2 separate regions of the Homo sapiens genome follow, and region 1 is linked to region 2. The links are chromatin loops, found by intact Hi-C in ENCODE. Cell type or tissue: PC-3. All regions are shown on one strand. Links, peaks and the distances in the headings refer to the core of each region. The heading gives the core; the rest is flanking DNA.

The links. A loop is a pair of places that touch in the nucleus more often than their neighbours do. Peaks named below come from ENCODE experiments on the same cell type or tissue, not always from the same donor. Only the 100,000 strongest peaks of a DNase experiment are listed, where the experiment ranks them.
Region 1: it touches region 2 in a loop (4-fold over the local background); 3 of 110 quality-filtered maps call a loop at or near these places.

What each region holds. Positions count from the first base shown.
Region 1 is chr13:94,190,459-94,194,822 of GRCh38, reverse strand. All of the region lies in intron 4 of GPC6 (glypican 6), which reads right to left. Among named protein-coding and RNA genes, the nearest start is that of GPC6-AS1, 4.6 kb to the right of the region's middle. In PC-3, for the core only: a CTCF peak has its summit at 2,028 (motif pointing right); no DNase peak of the experiment used is centred there.
Region 2 is chr13:93,246,860-93,251,223 of GRCh38, reverse strand. All of the region lies in intron 1 of GPC6 (glypican 6), which reads right to left. Among named protein-coding and RNA genes, the nearest start is that of GPC6, 22 kb to the right of the region's middle. RefSeq lists enhancers at 1,999-2,498, 2,499-3,000. In PC-3, for the core only: a CTCF peak has its summit at 2,488 (motif pointing left); DNase peaks (open chromatin) are centred at 1,503 and 2,463; H3K4me3 peaks cover 477 bases; H3K27ac peaks cover 1,852 bases.

The DNA of each region.
Region 1 (4,364 bases), core at 713-3,212, 940 kb before region 2:
GAACTACAAGCATCTCTGGTCCTCAATGGTTCAGTTAAAGTATTCTTTTTTTCATCTTTAAAATTTTTATTTTCATAAGTTTTTGGGGAACAGGTCATATTTGGTTACATGACTAAGTTCTTTAGTGGTGATTTGTGAGATTTTGATGCACACATCACCCCAGCAGTATACAATAAATACAATTTGTTGTTTTTTATCCCTCGCCACCTTCCCACCCTTTCCCTCCGAGTCTCCAAAGTCCACTGTATCATTCTTATGCCTTTGCATCCTCATAGCTTAGCCCCCACTTATGAGTGAGAACATACAATGTTTGGTTTTCCATTCCTGAGTTACTTCACTTAGAATAATAGTCTACAATCCCATCTAGATTGCTGTGAATGCCATTAACACACACATACAGACACATATGCAAAAACACACAGACATACACACATATGCATACATTGGAGTTGCCAGAAAAAAATGCAGGACACTCTGTTAAATTTGAATTTCAGATAAACACCACTCTCCACATTGTAATTATGTCCAGATATTGTATGGCACATACCTATCCCCAAAAACTTCTAGTTTATCTGAAATTCAAATTTAACTATATATCCTATACTTTTATTGGCTAAATCAGGCAACTTTAATAAATAAATATGTACATGTATGAGTATACATATACTGTACATATGCTACAAGTATATTTAAATCTATATAACTGTATCTGCAATGATATATAACACTCCCCAAATGAGATTAGCAACCTGTCCTTATATATGCCTGTTTACCCTAAATTTCCCATACATCAAAGTAATCATACTTGTCATTTCATCTTCAATATCTGTTTTTCCCACTATATCATAAGCTTCACAATGACTGCAGCTATTACAGACTTACCCCCAGCATAAAACATAGCAGATAAACTACAGAACACAGAATTAATGTGAAAGCCCACATCTAGAATTCCGCCAAAAGCTCAACCTCACTATTAAAAGCAGGGAGGACCTGTTCAACTGTGGACAAAAGCCAAAGTCAGCTGCTGAAAACCATGAAAGAGATAAGGGGTCTAGATTTAAAGAACTTTCACTGCATGACGACAATGATCATATGCATTTCAATGTCTTTATCTCAGTGATTTTCTTTGTAGTCGGGCTAGCCCACTGGGTAACAGCAATTTTGCACACGGGCATTTCTCCTATACCCCAAGCGACACTGCGAACCCTTCTGGCATGTCGCACGCTCACCACGTTCTGTTTTCGTATTCTGGCATGCCGCATGCTCACCAGGTTCTGTTTTCATATGCTACAGCACACTCGAAGAGCATCCCTTTGCCTCAAGTTCTGTTATTATGAGTGCCACTTAGAAATTTTTATTTTTGCCGAAACCATTCAAAGCAGAGGATAAAACACAGAGGTCAGGAATGGCGGCCCCCTCCCACTCCACATTACATTAGCGGCATTTGAAAATTACAGCCTCACCAGCTTGCAAAGGAAATACTACATTTTTCATCTTCGGTGACTCTGATTAAGTAACATTCACTTTGGACCGCTCCTATGGTGACATAGCTCCACTATAAAGGCCTCCTGGGTGGCATTCCGGTCATTAGAAACTATACAAACTATTAGGAAACAGTAGCAGATCTGCTAACCTTTCAAATTACAGTTTCCTCTCTAATTGTGGCAAAGAAGACTGAATTCATAATAGTTTTGAAGTTGGATAAAATAGATATATGTGGAAATACACACACACACACACACACACACACACACACACACGAGGAGTCTCACCGTTTCAAGTGTATTTCTTAGAATGTTTTCCCATAGAGCTCTTAGTCTAACTGTTCTGATCCCCAAAAATAAGGCTTCATTTTTGGTTTCAACAAATTCCCTGGGTCACCTCACATTAAACCATCATGTGTCTATAAACACAGGTTTCAGCAAACTGATGCCCACTGAACTTTAGTGTCTACATGTCTCTACCAGGGACCTGTACCACCAAATTGGGGCTCACCCACCACTTCATTGCCTGATATAAAAACTGAGTCCCCAGCAGAGGGCACAACTGAGGTGCGCAGTAATGTTCTCTGTGCTGTTGACCAGCCCTTCACATTCTCTCAGTTGCCCTTTCCCATGAGGCAGTTTTGGTTAGTACCTCATAATGGCTAAGGCAGGCTCTTTCTCTGCATACAAGTGTACATACATCACAACACCCCAACATATGTCAACATCACAAACATTTAGTCTGCTTGTCTTGAGCTCCTCATAGCATGGGAAATGCAGGCTCATATTTTACTGGCACGTTGACTAATCTTTAGGGGAGATCTGGCATATGTGGGAAGTGATTGACTACGTGGTACCCTTTCCCTTGAGCTAGTACTAACCCAGACCCCAGACATACTCTTGGCATTCCATCTTTCTGATGACATATAAAAATGAGGAGCCACACACTCTGGGCTATTATGGATTCCATGGTGCTTTTAGGAAGACCTGAGGCTTTATCCCCAATGTGGCAAAATGCCAGCTCAGAGAGTAAAGTTCCAAGTACTCAAAATCTTTCTATACTTTATAGATTGTTCTGTTATTTGCTGCAAAGATTAACTAGCATGAAGTAGGGAGCCATTTATCTGTTAACACATTTTTTTTTCTTCCAGAGTTGCCTGCATTTCAGCAGTGGATTTAAGCAACCTCTATGTAAAATATTGCAGCATGCTGAGGTAAGTAAATGCTATGGAAGATAAATTATTTGATGACCAAGTGGGTATTTTCCTATAAACTATTTTTTTTAATAAAAATCATAAAATTGTGAATTGTGAGAGATGAAGGTAGGAGTGAAATATGAGGATAGGTTTCATTTTTGTGCTAATGAGAGGTCTTCTCTTCAAGTATAAGAGGATATTTTTCATATGAATCCAGCACACAAGCTTCTTCTCTATACACCAGGAAACTTAGTTCATATGAGCATCATTTTGCTATTATCTGGGTTTGGCTCTCTAATGTTTTCCATAGCCACTCTATTTGTTACCTTCACCAGTTCCCCTTGGAGATGAAATTGAACATCTCTAACTCAGAAAAGGAGCTCCCCATGGGAAGATCCTCTGCCCTAGTCATTAATAGAAGAGACAGGAAAGGCTGGGGCTGGGAGGATTGGATTTATATAAATGGAAAGATAAGTCTCAATTTTTTTTTTTACTTCCTTCAAACTTGCCTCTACTATTATTTTTTTTTTTTTCCAGCTTAAGATATTTCTTGTTTCCTGCTTTAATCTAAGCTTTGTACAAATGATGACATACTGGAAAAAGAGGCCATTTCCAAGGACATCGCTCACTGTCCTGATGCCGTGCAGTGTACACTTACCGACTCAGCTCTCCAAAGATCCTCTTCTATCCCCATTCACATTTATTCCACACCTTGCCAATGCCTTCAACTCAAACTTGACACTGGCTCAAGACATTTAAAGCCAGTAATCCCTGAGCTACACTTAGCCAGCCCATGCTGCCAAAACTCCCATAAAATGTCTCAGAATCTCATGGAATACCAAGAAGATTTATATTCAGCCTTAACTTGGGCAATCTTCACCTAGCATTTCTAGTATCAACTCATTTCTTATGAAATGTTCAAGTCTGTCAGTGAAGGTGCAATATCATACATATGTATAAATAATGAGAGAGCTTCTTAGGTGCCACATGTAAAATCCAGTCTTGTTACTTCATCGTTGCAGCTTAAAGAAAGCTCTTTTGTCTCCTTCTTTGGGAAATAATCCAAAACTCATAGAAATTTATAAGAATGGTACAAAAACATTTGTATACTCTTTATCCAAAATCACCTATTGTTAACATTTTGCCTCATTTGTTTCTGCTGCTTGCTGTCACTCTCTCTCTTATATATATATGTGAGATAGTATACACATTACTACTTACATACTAATATGTACCACTTATATACTAATATGTATCACTTATACTACTGAAGAATAATATTTGAGAGTATATATATGAGAATGTATTCATATATGCTACTCATATGTTAACATATATAACTTTTGAGATAATTCTCACTATTTGAGAATTAGTTACACACATCGTGGCCTTTTACTCCTTAATACTTCAGGGTGTATTTCCTAGGAACAAGGATAACCTCTTACACACCCATACTGCAGTTATTAACTTTAGTAAATTGAACATTGATACAATACTTTTACGTAACCTACTGTCTGAATTCCAACTTTGTCAACTGACCCAGTCAAATCCTTTCAACCATTTTCTTTAGCCCAGGATGAAGACTAGGATCCTGTATTCCATTTCATTGCCATGTGTCCTCAGTGTCCCTCAATCTGGAGCAATTCCTTAGTCTTTCTTTGTCATCAACTAAAGTGATGGATCA
Region 2 (4,364 bases), core at 1,031-3,530:
AGGAGGTGGAAGAATGGTAATGGTTTGCCAAGTCACCCAGTGATACGGCTTGGCTATGTCCCCACCCAAATCTCATCTTGAATTGTAGCTCCCATCATTCCCTCAGGTTGTAGAGGGACCCAGTGGGAGATAACTGAATCATGGGGATGGTTTCCTCCATACTGTTTTGTGGTAGTGAATAAGTCTCACGAGATCTGATGGTTTTATAAGAGCAAACCCCTTTCGCTTGGCTCTCATTCTCTTCTCTTGACTGCTGCCATGTGAGACGTGTCTTTCACCCTCCACCATGATTGTGAGGCCTCCCCAGCCATGTGGAACTGTGAGTTCATTAAACCTCTTTCTTTTGTAAATTGCCCAGTCTTGGATATGTCTTTATCAGCAGTGTGAAAACAAACTAATACACCCAGTTTCTCTCTGAGCTTTGCCTCAATGCTGGGAAGCCAAAGGGAAGCAGGATGTGGGGCCCAAATTCTGCCTAGGATTCTGTGAAGAGATTGCCTGGTGGGCTACCTGGACCAACTTTAGGGTCAACTTTGGGGCACAGAGTACTCAGAGGGAGAGCTACACCCCTCACCTGGGTAGCACTGGTCTGGCTCAGCAATCCCTAGAGCCCTCCTGGGAAGAACTCAGAAAGCAGCGGAGTTGCAAACCAGAGGCTTGTCATGGTCCCCCCATGCCAAGTGATCAAGGCTGGAGGTGGGCCAGAGGCCAGTTGAGTGACAAACCAGTGACTCAGGAGGTCTTCATGCCCAGAAAGGCCAATGTGAGGGTGAATACCAAAGGAAGGGGACTAGTTACCCGGTCCTTCCCAACTTGAATAAGAGCAGATCACAAAGTATACCACCCCCAGATATGCAGGCCAGCAGGGCCCTGGAAATGGGCAGAGCCCTAGGACCCTCAGTTTTCTTTCGTGAGAAAGAGTCACTCCTTTATCACTCCGCAATCTAAGAGATTTATTTCCTCCTCTACTCTGTGTTAATTGACAAGCATGTGTACAGCCTTTCGTACTTGTCAGATACTATTCTAAGAGCTTTAGAAGTGTTCATTCGTGTAGCACAATCCCAGTGATGAGAGATAGGAATTGCTATTACCCCTGTTTACAGATGGAAAAATCAAGGCACAGAGAGGTTCAGAAAAGGCTAAGTAGAGGAGCCAGGAGTCAAAGCCACTGCACCACAGCAAGTATCCCACTTGATTGACTGTCAGCTAGAAAGGCAAAACTGATCAGACTACATTTTCAACTAGATCAGACTAAAATGTTTTCTCCTGTTACCCATCAAGTGGGAGCTCCTGCGGAAAACTACACAGGTTATATGAGCAAGAAGAGAAGGAGAAGGAGAAACCAAGAGGTGGAGGAAAAAGGAACTATATGCCTTTTACATCAGAGTTGCAACATATGTATATTTTCAATTCAAAAATGGTGGCAGCTCACAACTTCCCAAAGGTCCTTCCAAAAGCTTGTAAAATGAGCCATTTCCTGGAGTGAGGAATGATGACTCACCCGCATGGCTGTTTTTCTCTTACCTCTGCTAGTTACCACTGGAAAGTGGAAATATGAGGCGCTGCTTGGACCAAAGTGAAATCAAAAGACATACTATTTCTCTAGTTTTTAAAATGGAAAAACCTCCAATTTGACAAGGGCTCTTCAGTTATGTTTAACATTTTTTTCCCAAAAGTCCACAAGACTGAAATGCCAACCTCTTTCAACAGACCAAACCTTTTAAAGGCCTTCATGTTCCCTATGCAGGAAGCCCATAGCTGCCTATAAGGCAAACATTTCACAACCCTTACCAACAGAGGACGAAACTAAACACTCAGAACAACAGAAAGGGAAGCCAAAGGCAGAAAGGATACAATTCTAAATGTTAAATGTGTTATTTTCAGAAATACACAGCAATTTTTAGGATTAAAATCAATCAATTTAAAGTATAAGGAGTTTCAGAGGTTTCACAGGGTTCCATTAATTATTTTCCCTGATGCGATATTACCAAATGGGGGCCCCTATTAATGGTGAAAATACGTCCTCAGTGATCTCAGTTCCTGATGGGTGGTAATATAGGACAGACAGCTCAGTAAGGTGGTAGGTTTATGGCACTGATAATACTTTCTATTTATCTGAAATTTGTTTCAGTTTTTCAAATCTAACATGCCAGTGAATAGGTCCTAGGATATGGTGTTGGTACAATGTCTGTAAACAATGATTCTTTCAGGGAGGGGAAAAAAGAACAGTGCTTTCAATGTTCAGTATCCTTTACATCTGCTGCTCAGCTGGAAACACTGTTAAAAGGCCATTAGAACCTTAAGGTAACAGGCCTCGAATGCTATGAAAGCCATGGAGCAATTTGCTGTTTGTGTTAGGCGTATCAGCTCCAGCCACTTCCTTTTCATGGGCTGAAAACAGCTTCTGTCATGAGCCGTGAAAATCAATTCCACAGTAACCAGGCTGAAATGCGGTTGAAGGTGGTGCACCTACAGGCTGGCGCTGTGCAGCAGAGCCTCCTTCTGGGCATCCGTGGCACCTTCCAGAAGTTTCAGGCAGCGGCTCCCAGCAGTGCCCGGGAGGTAATGAGCAGCTCAGTACTTCCAGGAACCTTCAGGCTTATGGCTTAGGACACTGGTCCTCTCTTATACTTAATTAGGTTAAAATAGAAATTGTCACCCTGAATGAAGATAGCTGTAGGAAGTGTCGTACTGGGAAAAAGCCTGCTCTTGCTTATTTGTATTCCATTTTTCCTGATTATAGTAATTGTGACAGAGGCTCACTTAAAAAAGAAAAAAAAAAAAAACACTTTTTGTGGGCCTTTTAAAGTACAGAACATTTTTAGACTTTTTTTTTTTCAAACATAAGATCATACTTTTGAAAATATATCCTTTAGGGGACTAAGCAGTTTTGTCAAGACTGTGCTTTTTAAAATCATGGCTAGAAAGGTTAAAACTCATTTTTAAATATGCTACAGGTTTTTCTGTTCTAGGAAATTGTTATTCCAGTTGTAAAAATCAACCTTGGTTATCACATAGAATTAAGCTCATTCTAACCTATATTTCTATATATAGTCAACCCTTTGTTATACTGGAAACCTTTGTATACACTGCTAAGCATGTTCTGAGTAAGAATAAATTGGCACTCCTAAATCACAGCAACCAGCTTATGTGTATACATATAACTTCTTGTAATATTATCTCATCATCAATAGCCCAGGCCGAGTAACTGATTCAGTTAATTAGTTAAATTTTGTGTTAACAACAAAATGGAAAAAATATAATTTCATGTTTTTTGGTCTGAATATCTGATGCACCTAACTTGTTTTAACTGAAATTTAAGTGTGATTACTCCATACATATTTTGTTGACTAAAACAGAAAAATATACAATTTTTATGTCTTTTGCACAAAATACATAATGAAGATCTCTTAGTGATTCTAAGACATTTCCAAGTTATATTTTAAAGAGGGGAAGGTGGTAATTGAAAATAGATTATTCATAATAGGTGTGTTGTTGATGACATATGATTTGCCATTTGTAAGGTATTTTATATTCAATTGAAACTGACCTTTTATGAGGGCCATGTGGTAATATAAGTGAAATGAATATATTCTTTATTGCGGTCATATAAAAAGATTGGCCTAAGCTTTTAACATAATGCTTGACCTGATATCTAATATCCCCAAGTCTGTGAAAGAATATTGAATAAGATACCATATCATGAAATGAGTAGTAAAAGCATAATAAAATCCTTTCACACATTAGCACTTGATAATGTAAAAGTAACAGTAAACTAAGATTCTCAAGTTCAAGGCAAATATAGTTGGAGGAGAAGCTAATAATGGATCACCACATAGGAGTGTCCAGCAATCCTGCATTTTCAGATTGTTAGTACTTTAGAATTACAAGTTCCCATTTTCAAAATAGCAATCCTAAACTCTGCAAAAACATTTGTTAGGCCAACAGAAAACAGAGGTCAAAGATAATCTTAATTTGTTTATTGGTGATTTTTAATATAGCTTGTAGGTATCTAAAAGCGATCTCAAAAATTCTGTCTTCTAAAATCAGTTCATTAATATAAACATCTCTTTAAAGAATTAGGTATCTCCTAAGGGTACTGCAAAGATACTAGAATGGTTTTTGTTGCAAGTTAGTTTCCAGTAGTTGTTTCTTTCATAATAAAATGTTACATTATACTTAAAATTTTTGTTAAATATTTGGCTGTAAAAAAAAAAAGAAAAGAAAAAAGAGAACAAATTACCAGAAATTTTAAATGTCACAGTTTTTTAAGTTTGAAAAACTCCCAATCATGGAGATTTGGGGGGGAAATTAGGATAAGCAAACAGCTAAAAGACAATTTTTTTTTTCCAGGAAAAAATGTA